2 separate regions of the Homo sapiens genome follow, and region 2 is linked to region 1. The links are chromatin contacts, found by Hi-C in ENCODE. All regions are on one chromosome and are shown on one strand. The core of a region is the stretch at or near the end of the contact, and the rest is flanking DNA. Distances in the headings are between cores, read along the strand shown.

The links. A loop is a pair of places that touch in the nucleus more often than their neighbours do. Pooled maps may share reads with other maps.
Region 2: a loop to region 1 is called in a pooled map, with 10 times the contacts of the local background. The contact joins the promoter of RAB6A here to the promoter of LAMTOR1 in region 1. A Hi-C loop is called at or near these places in 3 of 37 single-sample maps with no recorded cell type and 10 of 50 pooled maps.

The regions. Positions count from the first base shown.
Region 1 is chr11:72,099,255-72,105,977 of GRCh38, reverse strand. It overlaps LAMTOR1 (late endosomal/lysosomal adaptor, MAPK and MTOR activator 1), which reads left to right and starts at 2,681. Exons shown (of 5, transcript NM_017907.3): 1 at 2,681-2,795; 2 at 6,722-6,723. The coding sequence starts at 2,754. LRTOMT (leucine rich transmembrane and O-methyltransferase domain containing) reads right to left here. Exons shown (of 9, transcript NM_001145310.4): 6 at 966-1,014. It overlaps TOMT (transmembrane O-methyltransferase), which reads right to left and starts at 54. Exons shown (of 3, transcript NM_001393500.2): 1 at 1-54. The coding sequence starts at 26. It also overlaps the pseudogene LOC124902837. RefSeq lists enhancers at 1,595-2,115, 2,896-2,975 and a silencer at 2,526-2,795.
Region 2 is chr11:73,757,093-73,763,815 of GRCh38, reverse strand. RAB6A (RAB6A, member RAS oncogene family) reads left to right here and starts at 2,742. Exons shown (of 8, transcript NM_198896.2): 1 at 2,742-3,250. The coding sequence starts at 3,181. LOC124902711 (a long non-coding RNA gene) reads right to left here and starts at 2,658. Exons shown (of 2, transcript XR_007062775.1): 1 at 2,576-2,658; 2 at 716-2,079. RefSeq lists silencers at 2,135-2,324, 2,485-2,794 and an enhancer at 3,091-3,591.

The DNA of each region.
Region 1 (6,723 bases), core at 1,432-3,931:
AAGGCCAATGCAATGGCAGGGGACATGGTCCCTACCTGGGCCCTGGGGTGGAGGGAGGTAGGGAGGGAATCCCATACCCACAATTTGCCTATTTGTGTAGCTTTTGCCAGTAGCAATTATTATCCTTATATTTCACAAACCACGGCTCAGAAAGGCTAAGTCTTTTGTCCAGAGTCACAGAGCAGAACTGGGATTTGAATCCAGGTTAGTGTGATTCCAAGCCTGTGTACTTTCAAGGACTCTATACTGTCTACTTTCAGCACCCAGCCCCAAACCACCTCTTCCCGGTCCCAACCCCTGGTCCCATCTTCACATTGTTCCCCTGACTTGTTTCTCTTTATCCTTGAAGTCACCCCTTCTTCAGGACCCCTTTCACTAATTCACCTCTGGGATATCTTCCCCCACCCCTACCCTCTGCCTGCCTGGTCTCCTCTGACCACTGCTGTGTAGCAAAAGAGCATAGATTTGCAGTCAAAAACACCTTCACTATCACTGTGCCCTGCCTCAGTAAAATGCAATCAAAATACCCCATAGGGTGTTAGAGTGAGATGTCCTCTTTCCCACCCCAGGACTCTCCCTCTGCCTGCTCTTCCCTGAGGATGGGAGGAGTCTTTGATTCTTTAATAATTCTCCAGCCCCATCTCCTCTCCGCTGTATTCCCCTCTTCTCCTGTGCTGTCTCAGAATTCCCTTCACAAATGTGTACATACACATAACACACAGCACACATTTTCCCTCTACTCAGCTCTTCTCTCCAGGGACCTATGGGGAATGGGCCTCTCCTCCCATGTCCTGGACCATTCTCCTCCTCATCCAGATCTGACCTCCTTGCCGGCCTTCTTGCAAGGCCCCTGGTGATGGCGGGGAGTAAAAATGAAAGAGTGTATGGATGGGTGTGAATAGGTGAGTGATGCGGTGGGCTTGAACTGGTGAGCTTGGGAACCCACAATCCAGGGCCCTGCTTACCTGGGCTGGAGGACCAGAGCACAGGACAGGTCGGGGAGTCCAGGGCCTGCTGCGGGGGATAACCCTGAGGTAGGAGGCTGGAATGGCTTTCAATTATTCATGCTGAGGCTGCTGCTGTCACCTGAGACCTGCAGTTCAAGTTACCAGCCCCAGGGACGAGCTTGAGCTGCCTCCTACCCTTCAGGAACCTCAAAAGATTTACAGAACCTCAGGGTCTTGATTTGAGGGGTTATAAGAGGTATGAGATCTGGTGACTTCTCCAATACTTTGGATCAGAAGATGGGGCATGGGGTGAGCCAAGGTGATGGGGTGACTGTAACATGCTCATTGATATGCAAGTTTTCTGTAAGCAAGGCCATGCCTTGGGCTACAGGGAAGAGTCAGAACCTGTCACTGTGCTCCAGGAACTCCCAAGTTTGGTAGGTGAGACTGACCCAGGAACAGAGAATACAATATAGTGTGATCACTATTGGATGTTCCATGACTACAGGGACTTTGGCTGTTTTGTGAACTGCTGCATATCCAGATATAACAATGTGTGGCACATAGTAGACGCTCAGCAAATATTTGTTGATTCAATAAATGCATGAATTAACACTGGATGAGGATTAAGCATAGGGAGCTGGGCATGTCCAGAGAATGGAGTCAGAGAAGGTAATCAGGAGGACATTGTACTGAGTCTCGAAGACAGTAAAGACAGTAGGCAGACCAGGCTGCATGTACAAAGTCCAGTAGATCAATCAGGAAACTACATTATTTCTCTATGTCCAGTGAAACACATTGCTGACCCCTCCACCCCTCACCCCAGAACATGCAGTGGGAGAGGTGTCAGGCTCTTGTTATGTCAGACGGGTAATGTGCCAAAACAAGATTTGAGGGTGGCACATTTGATACATGCTGGTGAACACCCAATCACACGCTCATGAACAACAAATGGATCACTATACAATCTTGGACGGACTTGGACCTGTGTTCAGGGCCCAAGGGAAGACATGGAGCGGGGGTTAGGAAAAGAGAACTGATGGTCAGCTTTGTGCGTTCGATTACAATGGGTGCTGTTAAAAAAGGCAGAATTAAAGATAAAAGCCTGAAAGCAGAGAGGTCAGTGAGGTGGCTTCTATCTCCTCTACCAGGATTTATCTCCGCTGCGCGTCAGCATGTGAAGGTAGTATAAGGTCCCTTCTTCCTGTAAGTCGCAGATCCCCAGCCCAGGTGGAGAATACACCCTCTGTGTATTCACCCCCAGCCCAGCTGGGCGATACACCCTCTGTGTTCCCCGACTAGGTACTGGTCATCTGGATCATCTGTGTGTGTGCACCCAGACCGTACGATCTGGAGCATCAGGCCTGGATCCCAGTCGCCCCTCGCATGGCATTTAGAAGAGTATATCACAAGGGCATACGAGGGCATTTGGTACGAGTTCGCTCAATGGCCCAGAAAAGTGGCCTAGTGGCCACGAGAACGCATAACACAATTCACGATGGCCACTACTGCCAGTTTAGAGACTGGAAAGATGAAGTCATGTGATCCGCCCCGCCCTTTCCCCGCATCACGTGCTTGCGTGTACGGTTACGCCTTCCCATTGGTTGACAACGATCACGCGCTAGCGGGCGGGACCGGAAGCCGGGGTATTGACTGAGGCGGCCAAGCGGCTCCGGGACAGGGGGTACGGGGGGTGGGGGCGGGTGGTTGCCTGCGGGAGGCCGCCGCGGGTCATGTGACCGGAAGGGCTCCTCACGGACGCCGTCCCTCCTCGGCGCGGCCTGAGCGCCCGGCCCGACCCCGGCCATGGGGTGCTGCTACAGCAGCGAGAACGAGGACTCGGACCAGGTGCGGCCGCGGCAGGCGGGGCTCGGGAATGAGGGCTAAGACACTGGGGCATGGGGCCCAGAAAGAAACCTGCGGAGGACGGGCAGCCGGACTGCAGGGCTCACTGAATACGGAGGCCTGGAGGGGACAGATTACAGAGGAGACGCCAAGCCGGGCTCCTACCCCTGTTAAAGCCCCAGATTTCTACACAGTCCCCGCCTCGGGGTGTGCAGGCAGCCGCCTGTCCGGCTCGCTCCCACCACTTCCGTTTGCTCCTACCTTCAAAACTTTTCAGATTCAAGGATCCTCAGTCTAGGTCCCCGGGAAACACTCCCTTCCCCAGCTTCCTGTGTCTTCTGTGTATTAGTGGGCTTTGCGAATCCATTTTAGGGGTGGGTAAGCTGAGGCCCTGAGTTAGTCTGTCCTGAGATGAATCAGGAATTCGTGTATCGTCTTAGTCCCTGGGGTTGCAGAAGGAAGGTCGCTGCTAGTCTAGGGCCAGGGGACGACTCTGGAAGTTGGTGGCCTTTGAATTGGCCAATGAAGGATTTAATCGATACAGTGAGGACATCGGGACATGTGGGAAATTGTCTGGGAAGCAACAAAGAGGATTTAGCTTTGGCTAGATTGTGGGAAAAGAGAAATGGAGCGGGAAGTTCATTTGGTTCTGAGTTTGGCTTGCCTCAGTGCAGTCTGCCTGGGGCCTGAGGGTTCCTTTAGCTGGAGACATGCCTATTCTGAGAATTTGGCTGTAGATCTGATACCTTTGGAGAAAGGGTTAGGCTGGGGAGACCTGTACAGTTTTAAATTCTCCCTCTTCCTCTTAGTGCATTCTCACTTCTCCCCACACTCTAATCCCTGCCCTGCCTGGCCTGACATTCAAGGATGAAGTCTCAAGTTGCTGTCTACTCTCCTTTTTTGATCGTCTCTAAGCCCGGATTCTACATTTGAACATATAGTAGACCTGAGAGAGTAGAAAGGTTTCAGGTAGCTCACGGTCTAATGGGGAAGATGGTCACAAAAATAGATTATATCACTGGTACTTGGGAAGTAGTTCGTTCTTCAGTGAACGTATTTTGGATTAAGGGCTTAAGCCTAGGAAAATGTCGTTTGTATGGGAAGCAAGGGTGGCTTCTGGTTCTCAATTCTCCATACACCCAATGAACACATATTTCCTTTGCCCTGTGTTAGGCATGTGTTGTGCCTAATACCTCTCACTTCACTTCCACCTTTTTGAGAAAGAGACAACAATAACCCTGCCTACTGGGAGAGCTGTAGCCTAGTGGGAAATTGTCCCTTAAAGCATAATATGGACTCTTGCAGGGAATGAGTCAAGAAGGATTAATGCCGTATGAGAAAGGATACAAGCTTCTACTTGGAAGGGAGAGCTGGGCCTGCTGCTCTCCTGAATCTCTACCTTCTCCTTGGGGGGCTCTCATTTCTGTTCCTAACACCCAGAGAAGGTGCTTAATCACTGCTGGGTGATTTGAGGCCTCATGTAGCAAGGGCCATAACCATCCACCATCCCACAGTCCCTCTTTGAGTTCTTGGGCAGGCCCCTCTCCGACTCTCATCTCTGTCTCTTTATCATAATAAAAAATATACAACACGTTACAGTTTACAAAGGGCCTTCACAGTTATCTAATTTGACTCTTGCCAGACATCCGTCATATTAGTGTGGGTTATGTCTATTGAAAGGTGAGGAAGAAGTTCAGAGAAGCTAAGTGATTTGGCCAAGCTGAGAAGTGCTAGTGCCCAGGTGTTCTGACGCTAGGCCATGTACTTTATCCATGGGGCCAAGCTGTCTCAGCCATGCCCCTAGACCAGGTGGCCAGTCACGGGCAGGCTGCTATGTCTGTGCTAAGGTAGACAGTGAAACCCTGCCTCTTGGGTTACACTAATGCAGAGACAAACCTTGATGTGACAAACCTAACCCATGCTCCACTCGCACTTTGGGAGTGGGGTGATGTTTGTCTGCTCTGAAGTAGGTAGCATGGCCTCTTCTTTAAGTCTGGGTTTCAAGAAAATAACCTTGTTGTTCACTTGATCTTAGCTGAAGGCTGAGAAGTGATCAGCCAACCTTCTTCTTGAAGAACCCCTGATAGGGAAGAGACTACCCTGTCCTGCAGGAAGATCTGTCTGAAGTGGAGCTGGGAGGACAGACACATAGGAAGCTAACTTGGGCCTCATTATGGAGCCAGCTTTCCTTAGAAATACATAGTTTTATCTTTGGCAAACATTTTGTCTTTTTAGCTCTTTAATACTGAGCCTATGTATTTAGGGAGGAAGGGTGTCTGGGAGTTTATAGAGGTGATGGGGCAAAGCCCACAGCTTCTGTCTCTTGCTGTTGGGAACTGGATCAAATTGCCTGAGGACACTTGGGCAACCTAGCCTTGAGAAAGAAGAGTAAGGTGAAAAGGCTGGGCCTCCCTAAGCAGGGCAGGAGGAAGTAGCCCTCTACAAGGAGAGTTGTGGAGTTGTGGGCAGGGGAGCTGCGGCCTGCAGCAGGAAAGACTGAGGAACTGAGATAGGCCTGGAGGGGAGCATTGAGGAGTCTGGCACTGAAGGTTGGTGAGTCAGCATTAGCCAGGATGTCCCCCTGGGCCCATCCTTGGCTTTGTTCAGGGCACTCTTGCTCTTTATGGGTTGGATAGATACCCAGCAGGTCTGTTTTTCTCATTTACTGCTGATACAGCAAGCAAGGATTTGCAGCTGATGGTCTCAAGGCAGGGTCAAATCCAGAAATATTACAGTAGATAGAACAGGGGACTGAAAGAGGACAAGGAGGAAGACCAAACCAATGAGGAAGCTTGGTTTGGTCTTACATTAGTTCAGGGGTTGTGATTATCAGCACAGGCCAGCAGGAACAGGGCTGCTGAAAATTTACATGGGCTACTCAGGTGGTTTAGCAAGGGAGGGAACAGCGCCATTGTTGTTTGTTTTGAGATGGGGTCTTGCTCTCTTGCCCAGACTGGAGTACAGTGGCACAGTCCTAGCTCACTGCAGCCTCAAACCCTGGGTTCATACAGTCGTTGCACTTCAGCCTCCCAAGTAGGTGGGACTGCAGGGCTCACACTACCAAGTCCAGCTAATTTTTTTTTTTTGCAAAGACGAGGTCTTGCTTTGTTGCCCAGGCTGGTCTCAAACTCCTGGACTCAAGCAATCCTTCTGCCTTGGGCTCCCAAAGTGTTGGGATTACTGGTGTGAATCACCATACATGGCTACAGCTGTACTGCTCAGATCAGGATACACCATGTACACTCAGTTTGGTTCTGGGAGTCACGTACAAAAAGAGCACCAGAGCACAGGAGGGTGAACACCTTCGAAGGGACCTGCCTTCAAGAAGGGAACACACTTGTACTGTGTGACCCAGAGCTGGGCTGGGATTCCTGCCCTGACATAATTTGAGAAATGGCCATGGAGAGGTTGGGCTTGCTTTCTCTTGGGGCCTAGGGCTTTGTCTGGACTCGCCAGGGCTTCCATCTTGGAAGCGAACAGCTTTGCTGGGGAAGGCCTGGTCCTAGGGGATGAGGAAGGCTGTTCTTGGGCTCTTGACTTGCACTGATTTCCCCTTTAGATCCCAGTGCTTGCTATGTCTCAGCTCCACTGTCTTCCAGCCTCTAGTATCCTTTCTTTGCCAGGTCCTAGAATGTTTTTCAAGCTCCAGGGCTGTTGCTGACTACCTGCTTTGTGCCTCTGTCCATTTTTTCAGGGCCTCTAGGACTGCCTGGTTCCACTCTCATTTATCCTAGAACACCAACTCAGTTGAGCTCCCAAGGATAGGCAGGAACTGAGTCTTATCTGGCATTCCATAAAGCTGGGCACTTTAGATATTCCTTATAGAAACATTTTTGGTGTTTAAGGTCAGAGCTGGGCTAAGGGTAGCACCCGTGAAAGGCAGGATCTACGGGTCCTGGGGCTGACTTCTCTCCCATGACCACTTCTAGGA
Region 2 (6,723 bases), core at 1,493-3,992, 1.7 Mb before region 1:
TTAAAAGAAAAAAAAAAAAAGACAATTTCTTTAACTGAAGGATGAGTAGGAATTGGGGAAGAGTGGGGAAGGGAGGGGAAGAGTGTTTGCAGTAAAGAGAAGTGAGCGTAGGAAATCATGAAGGTGAAAATGTTGGTGAAAATACTCTTGAAAAGGGCCTCTCTAATTCCTCTTTCTCCTGAGTAATTTTTCCATTTGCTATACCCTACAGCACTTAATATGCAATGTTTAGGCCATAAAGTCTCTGAAGACAAAACTTACACAGAGTACTTGGTAATATGAAGGCAGCTTCAGAGGATAATGAGGCTGTGTATGTGTCAATGCAAAATGAAAGCTTAAAACATTAAAACATTTTAGGTAAGAGGTGGACTAGACCATAAGGCCCTTCAAAATGACAGGGAACAGTACCACCTGTCTAGGTGACTACAGAGACCAAAGCAGCAGGGAGGACTGATTCATAAAGTTCTGTAGGAAGTACAAAGTAATTATAGTTCCAATCCTCAGATGTTACTTTAAAGTCTATTTCAGGAAGCATAATGAAAACTTGGTACCCATCAGAAAGAAAATAGCTACTCACTTTTGTTTGCATAATCTTTTTAAAAAGTTTCTTGGTTTAAGCTGCTCTTTGTATGTGCCAGGGTTCTGGGTTAATGGTGGAGAGGACCCTATTAGATCTGACAAACTACTTGTAAAATCAAATGTCCATGCTACAAGCCAGGTTTTTACCATTTTATTTTAGATGCATGTTCTACCTGCACATGGCTGGGAGAGGAACCAGAAGGGAGTAAATTTTGATAGAGATGGTTTGAGGATATAGCTGTTGTCTTGATAGGCCAGAATAGATGATATTTTAAGAACTTTGGTTCTTCCCTGTAATTTATTCTAGGTCAGCAATTCATCCCTGGGCCTGAGAAGGCACTTTTTCAATCCTGTCATTTCTACAGCTAAGCAAATAACTCCCCAATAATGAGAAAAAGTACATAAATGTTTTGTGAATGATATACACAAATGATATACATTTGTGTATAGACACAAATGTAAGGACATATTTTTTATTATTCACTTAGAAAGTTTTTTTGTTTTTTTTTTTTTTTTTTAAGACAGGGACTTGTTCTGTCACCCAGATTTCAGTGTAGTGGTGCCATACCTCAGCCTCCAACTCCTGGACTCAAGCAATCCTTCTGCTTCAGGCTCCTGAGTAGCCGGAACTACAGGAGCACACCACGATATTCGGCTATTTTATTTTTTGTAGAGATAGTGTCTTGCTTTGTTGCCCAGCCTGGTCTCGAACTCCTGGGCTCAAGCGATTCTACCGCCTCGGCCTCCCAAAGTGCTGGGATTACAGACGTGAGCCACCGCGCCCAGCTGCTTTATGGATTTTTTTTTTTGGAGACAGAGTCTCGCTCTTGTTGCCCAGACTGGAGTGCAATGGTGTGACCTTGGCTCACTGCAACCTCCGCCTCCCGTGTTCAAGCGATTCTCCTGCCTCAGCCTCCCAAGTAGCTGGGATTACAGGCACCCGCCACCACACCACGTTAATTTTTTGTATTTTTAGTAGAGATGGGGTTTCATCATGTTGGCCAAGGCTGGTCTGGAACTCCTGACGTCAGGTGATCCACCCAACTCAGCCTTCCAAAGTGCTGGGATTACAGGGATGAGCCACCACGCCCGGCTTTTTTTTTTTTTTTTTTTTTTTTTTTCTGTTGAGATGGAGTCTCGCTCTGTCGCCAGGCTGGAGTGCAGTGGTGTGATCTCGGCTCACTGCAACCTCCGCCTCCCGGGTTCAAGCGATTCTCCTGCCTCAGCTTCCCGAGTAGCTGGGACTACAGGCGCGCGCCACCACCCCCAGCTAATTTTTGCATTTTTAGTAGAGACAGGGTTTCACCATGTTGGCCAGGATGGTCTCGATCTCTTGACCTCGTGATCCACTCGCCTCCGCCTCCCAAAGTGCTGGGATTACAGCCGTGGGCCACCGCGCCCAGCCCGCTTTATGGATTTTGCAAGTCATTTACTCCCTCTAAGCTTCAGTTTCCTCATCTGCAAAATTGGGAGGCCATGATTCTGGCAGTTATAACATTCCTGGGAGCAATGGAGGAGAATGTTATTTAGTAAGATGCCTGTGAGGAATTATGATGAGAGGATGGAGAAGGTGGGGTGTGTGCAATGGTGAAGAAGGGATCTGAGGACTGTGAGGCACGGCTGAGGGCTCAGGAAAGAGGCTCCCATTACAAATTTTAAGGCTATAGGACCCCACCCACACTTTTTGGGGGATCATATTCCACCTTTGTCCCGGCCCCGCCTCCGCCCCACCCTTCTCCCCCTCCCCTTTCTTTCCTTCCCCTCCCCTCAGGCTGAGAGGCGCCACACTTCTTATGGCCGCCACAGTGCTCCGCTTTCCACAGCTCGAGGGCTGCGCGCGCTCTCACGCTGCCACCTCACTCGCGTGTGGGCTCGCCCTCAGCCCCTTCCGATTGGCTCATTATGTAAGTGACGTAAGGGCTCCAGCCTCCCACTAACTTATCCCTGGCTTGCCCCGCCTCCTCCTGGCTTCTTTTGACGCCAGTGGAAACCTAACCTGCCCCGTCGCCGCCGTGCGGGAGGAGCCGGTAGAGCTGTCCAAACCAGGAAGGCGATGGCGATGGCGGTGGCGCGCACGCATGCACGCACGCACGCACGCCAGCGGCCGGCGGGGCCGCAGGCTCGCGCCCGGGCTCGCCCCGCGCCGCTCCAGAGGCTCGCGCACTCAGCAGGTTGGGCTGCGGCGGCGGCGGCAGCTGTGGAAGCTCAGGCGCTGCGCGTGAGAGGTCCCAGATACGTCTGCGGTTCCGGCTCCGCCACCCTCAGCTTCTCTTCCCCAGGTCTGGGAGCCGAGTGCGGAAGGAGGGAACGGCCCTAGCTTTGGGAAGCCAGAGGACACCCCTGGCTCCTGCCGACACCGCCCTCCTTCCCTTCCCAGCCGCGGGCCTCGCTCGGTGCTAGGCTACTCTGCCGGGAGGCGGCGGCGGCTGCCAGTCTGTGGAGAGTCCTGCTGCCCTCCAGCCGGGCTCCTCCACCGGGCCTTGCAGGGGCCGAGAGAGCTCGGTGCCCGCCCTTCCGCTCGCCTTTTTCGTCAGCTGGCTGGAGCAGCATCGGTCCGGGAGGTCTCTAGGCTGAGGCGGCGGCCGCTCCTCTAGTTCCACAATGTCCACGGGCGGAGACTTCGGGAATCCGCTGAGGAAATTCAAGCTGGTGTTCCTGGGGGAGCAAAGCGGTGAGTGCGTGGCTCCCCTACTCCTGGCAGCTGGCCGCAGCGTCCCCGCACCGCCCCCGGTGCGGCCCTTCCGTCCGCGGAGGCTCCCTGCCCGCCTCGCGTCCGCGCTCGTTGCCACCGCAGCCCTTCCCGATGTGCCCCCCGGTGCCACTGGCTCTTCGCCAGTGGCCGAGTTTTTACCCTGTTCCCCGGGTTCTTCAATCCTCGACTCCCCGGCTCCGTTCCCCGCAGTCCGGCCATCTCCGGTCGATCTGCCCTCCCTCCCCAGACCTCACCCCGCCCAGCCTCTTGTCCATCCCTTTCTTCCTCCGGTCTCGGTCATTGCCCGTACCCCGGCCCCCTTTCTTGAGCCCCACCCTTATTCCTTGCTCTTTTCCCAGTTCCTCAGCTCTGTGAGGCCCACTCAGGGAAGCCCCACTCCCGAGAGCGGGCCCTCTTCAACCTTGGCCAAGGAGGGTGGGATCTGGGCGTTGTTTTCCCCAGAGGCTTGGCCCTGCGAAGTGCTGATGTCGTGGAAGGTGGGAAGGGGTGGTAGTAGAAAAAATTAAATGATTTTCACCTGGGTGGGAAATTAGTCTGGGCCATAGAGGAAACATCTGAATTGGAGACGACTTGAGCATGGGGTGGTTGGGGGTGAAAGGGGTAGCGTCGGCAGTGGAGATTTTTGCCCCTTAGGTTAGATGGGGCTGTGGCTTGTCGGAAAACCTCATTTTGTTCTCTTGACTTTCATCACTGACAATTCTTTTGGCAATGTTGATGATTTTTCAATCTCTGCCAGATGCTATGTCATGATCATTTTACTTGGAATTTTTCTCATCTCACCTCCCCTTTTTCTCTTTTCAACATGAAGCAGCGTCTGAGTCTCATGGTGGTACAAAAGGGAATTACTGGGGAAATGTTAATTATTCATTCCTTCTTGAGTATTTTCCAATGATATATTGAGGATTCATGTGAGAGAAGGCTTGGAATAACAAACATCTTTGTTTTGTCGGATTTCCTTTGGAAAATGGAGTAGAGTAGGAACAGACTCATCATCTAGTTACCTAAATTAGATTTAAATACCATTTGGGCTAAATAATTCTTTTATGCTTAATATTCTGTACTGTCTGATGAGTGAAATTGTTATGTCATTTACCTGGTCAGGTTCTGCTGTCACTGTACTTTTGTATTAGATACTAGATCCTAATTTTGTGATGGTTGTATCTACGATTACTTCTTGTAGTAATTCCAGTTTTATGCTGTATTATACAAACTTGACACTCGACAATTCAGAGATGATTACCCTCCTTTGTTTTTCTCATACTTTGCATGCCCATCTTTAAAATTCAGACATTGAGAGATTAGTTCTGAGTCATCAAACATTGAGTACCTACTAGGTGTTTTAGGTGAGGTTATAGAAAACATTAGTTATTTGTTTTGACTGGAAGGCATGTAAGTGATATAAATTCGTAGCTTTTATTACTACTTTGAACTATTTATACTAATTTGTATGCCATCACAGAGGTTAATACTCTTGCAAAATTGCCTCCAGTTAGAACTGGGAAATCATTTTTCTCCTTTCATGTGTAGATTATCTTCCCCTCCTCCCTTTTGGGGGGAAAAATACAATCTCCCTCCTTTTTGCTTATATATTTTCCTGAAGTAAGTATAAACTTGTGTCTTTAGGTGAGTAACTTGGTAGAACCTATGGAGTTGCTTCTAGTCCAGCTTTTCTGTGTCAATATCAGGATAGTTCCCAAACATAAAATATAGTTTATTGGTTATTATTGATAAAAAGGATCCAAAGTGCTTATTGTGCATTCTAAGGATATTATTGCCTTCCTTATGTTGTGATGCACAGCTATTTAGTTTGCATGAAAAAACCTATTCATCTTCCTGCCTAAAAAGGTTTTAGCATGAATGGAGTGCTTAACTTCCTAAGTATCTTCAGGTTTCCTTTGAATTTCTTGAGTATTTGTGTATGTTCTAATGCATAATGGAGAGTTTTATGGCTTCTAATTTCGTACCTTGTTTAAGCCTCTACTACCCTCCCCCCTCCATTACTGAAGCCTGGTTAGATTTTTTTTAATAGACTTCATTTTTTAGAACAGTTTTAGACTTACAGAAAAATTGAAAAGATAGTGTAGAGTTCCCATATACCCACACATCTAGTTTCCCCTGTTATCAACATCTTGCATTAGTATGGCACATTTGTTAACAATTAATGAACTAATATTGATATGTTATTATTAACTTAAGTCCATAGTTTATTTAGATTTTTAGTTTTAACCTAATGTCCTTTTTCTGTTTCAGCATTCAATTCAGGATGTGAAGTTAATTATCTTTTGAGGTTACTATATTGTCAAGTAATGCCATTCATTAGCTTTGACAATGAAAGATTGATCTCTGTTTTCATGGTCAGTGTCTATAGTTTTCTTATGCGTTAGAAGTCTGTAGACTCCATGTCCTTTTGATGTAACTCTTCATGAATTATTTATTTTTAGGTCTGTTAGAATTCCACAATTCAGCTTTCAAAGACTGTAATCTATGGCAAAGCCTTGTTTCTTCTTAATAGCATTTACCACATTTACAATTATCTTATTTTTTATGTGTTTGTTTTTATTTCCCACAGAAGAATGCAACTCCCATGAAGATAAAAACTATTCTTTTTTGTTCAGTGTGTCCCCATTGCCTAGCGTAGAGCCAGGCTCATAGTAGCTGTTCAGACATGTTGGGTAAATGAATGATGGCTGAATCTAGTAGTAACGAAAGCTAGTAGCCTATGTTACACTCTTTGACATGGTTACGCAATTGATAGTTTAACAATAACACTTAAAACTTACATCATTTGATTGTATACAGGAATATATCAGATACTTAAGGGGGTAGAGAAACCAATCGTTTAGAGGCCCAACCATTTCATTCAAAAAATAGGACTGACCTGAATTTTGTACTTTTTTTTGAGTTGAGCAAAATTCGTCTTCCTTTATTAAAGTTGTTAAATTATTTGCTATTAATGTAACGCATGAAAAGTATTCAAATTATACCAATGATGTGCTCATGGAACTGATTTGAAATTAGGTTTTATTTGGCTTATCAAAAATTTAAGATACTAGGCTGGGTGCGGTGGTTCATGCCTGTAATCCCAGCACTTTGGGAGGCTGAGATAGGTGAATCATCTGAGGTCAGCAGTTCAAGACCAGCCTGGCTAACATGGTGGAGTCCCCGGCTCCCCCCCACCCCATGGCCCGGTCTCTACAAAAATACAAAAATTATCCAGGTATGATGGCGGGTGGGAGCCTGTAATCCCAGCTACTCAGGAGGCTGAGGCAGGAGAATCGCTTGAACCTGAGAGGCGGAGGGTGCAGTGAGCTGAGATCATGCCATTGCACTGCAGCCTGGGTGACAGAGTGAGACTCTGTCTCAAGAAAAAAAAAAAAAAAAAAAAAAAAAAAAATATATATATATATATATATATATATATATATGTATGT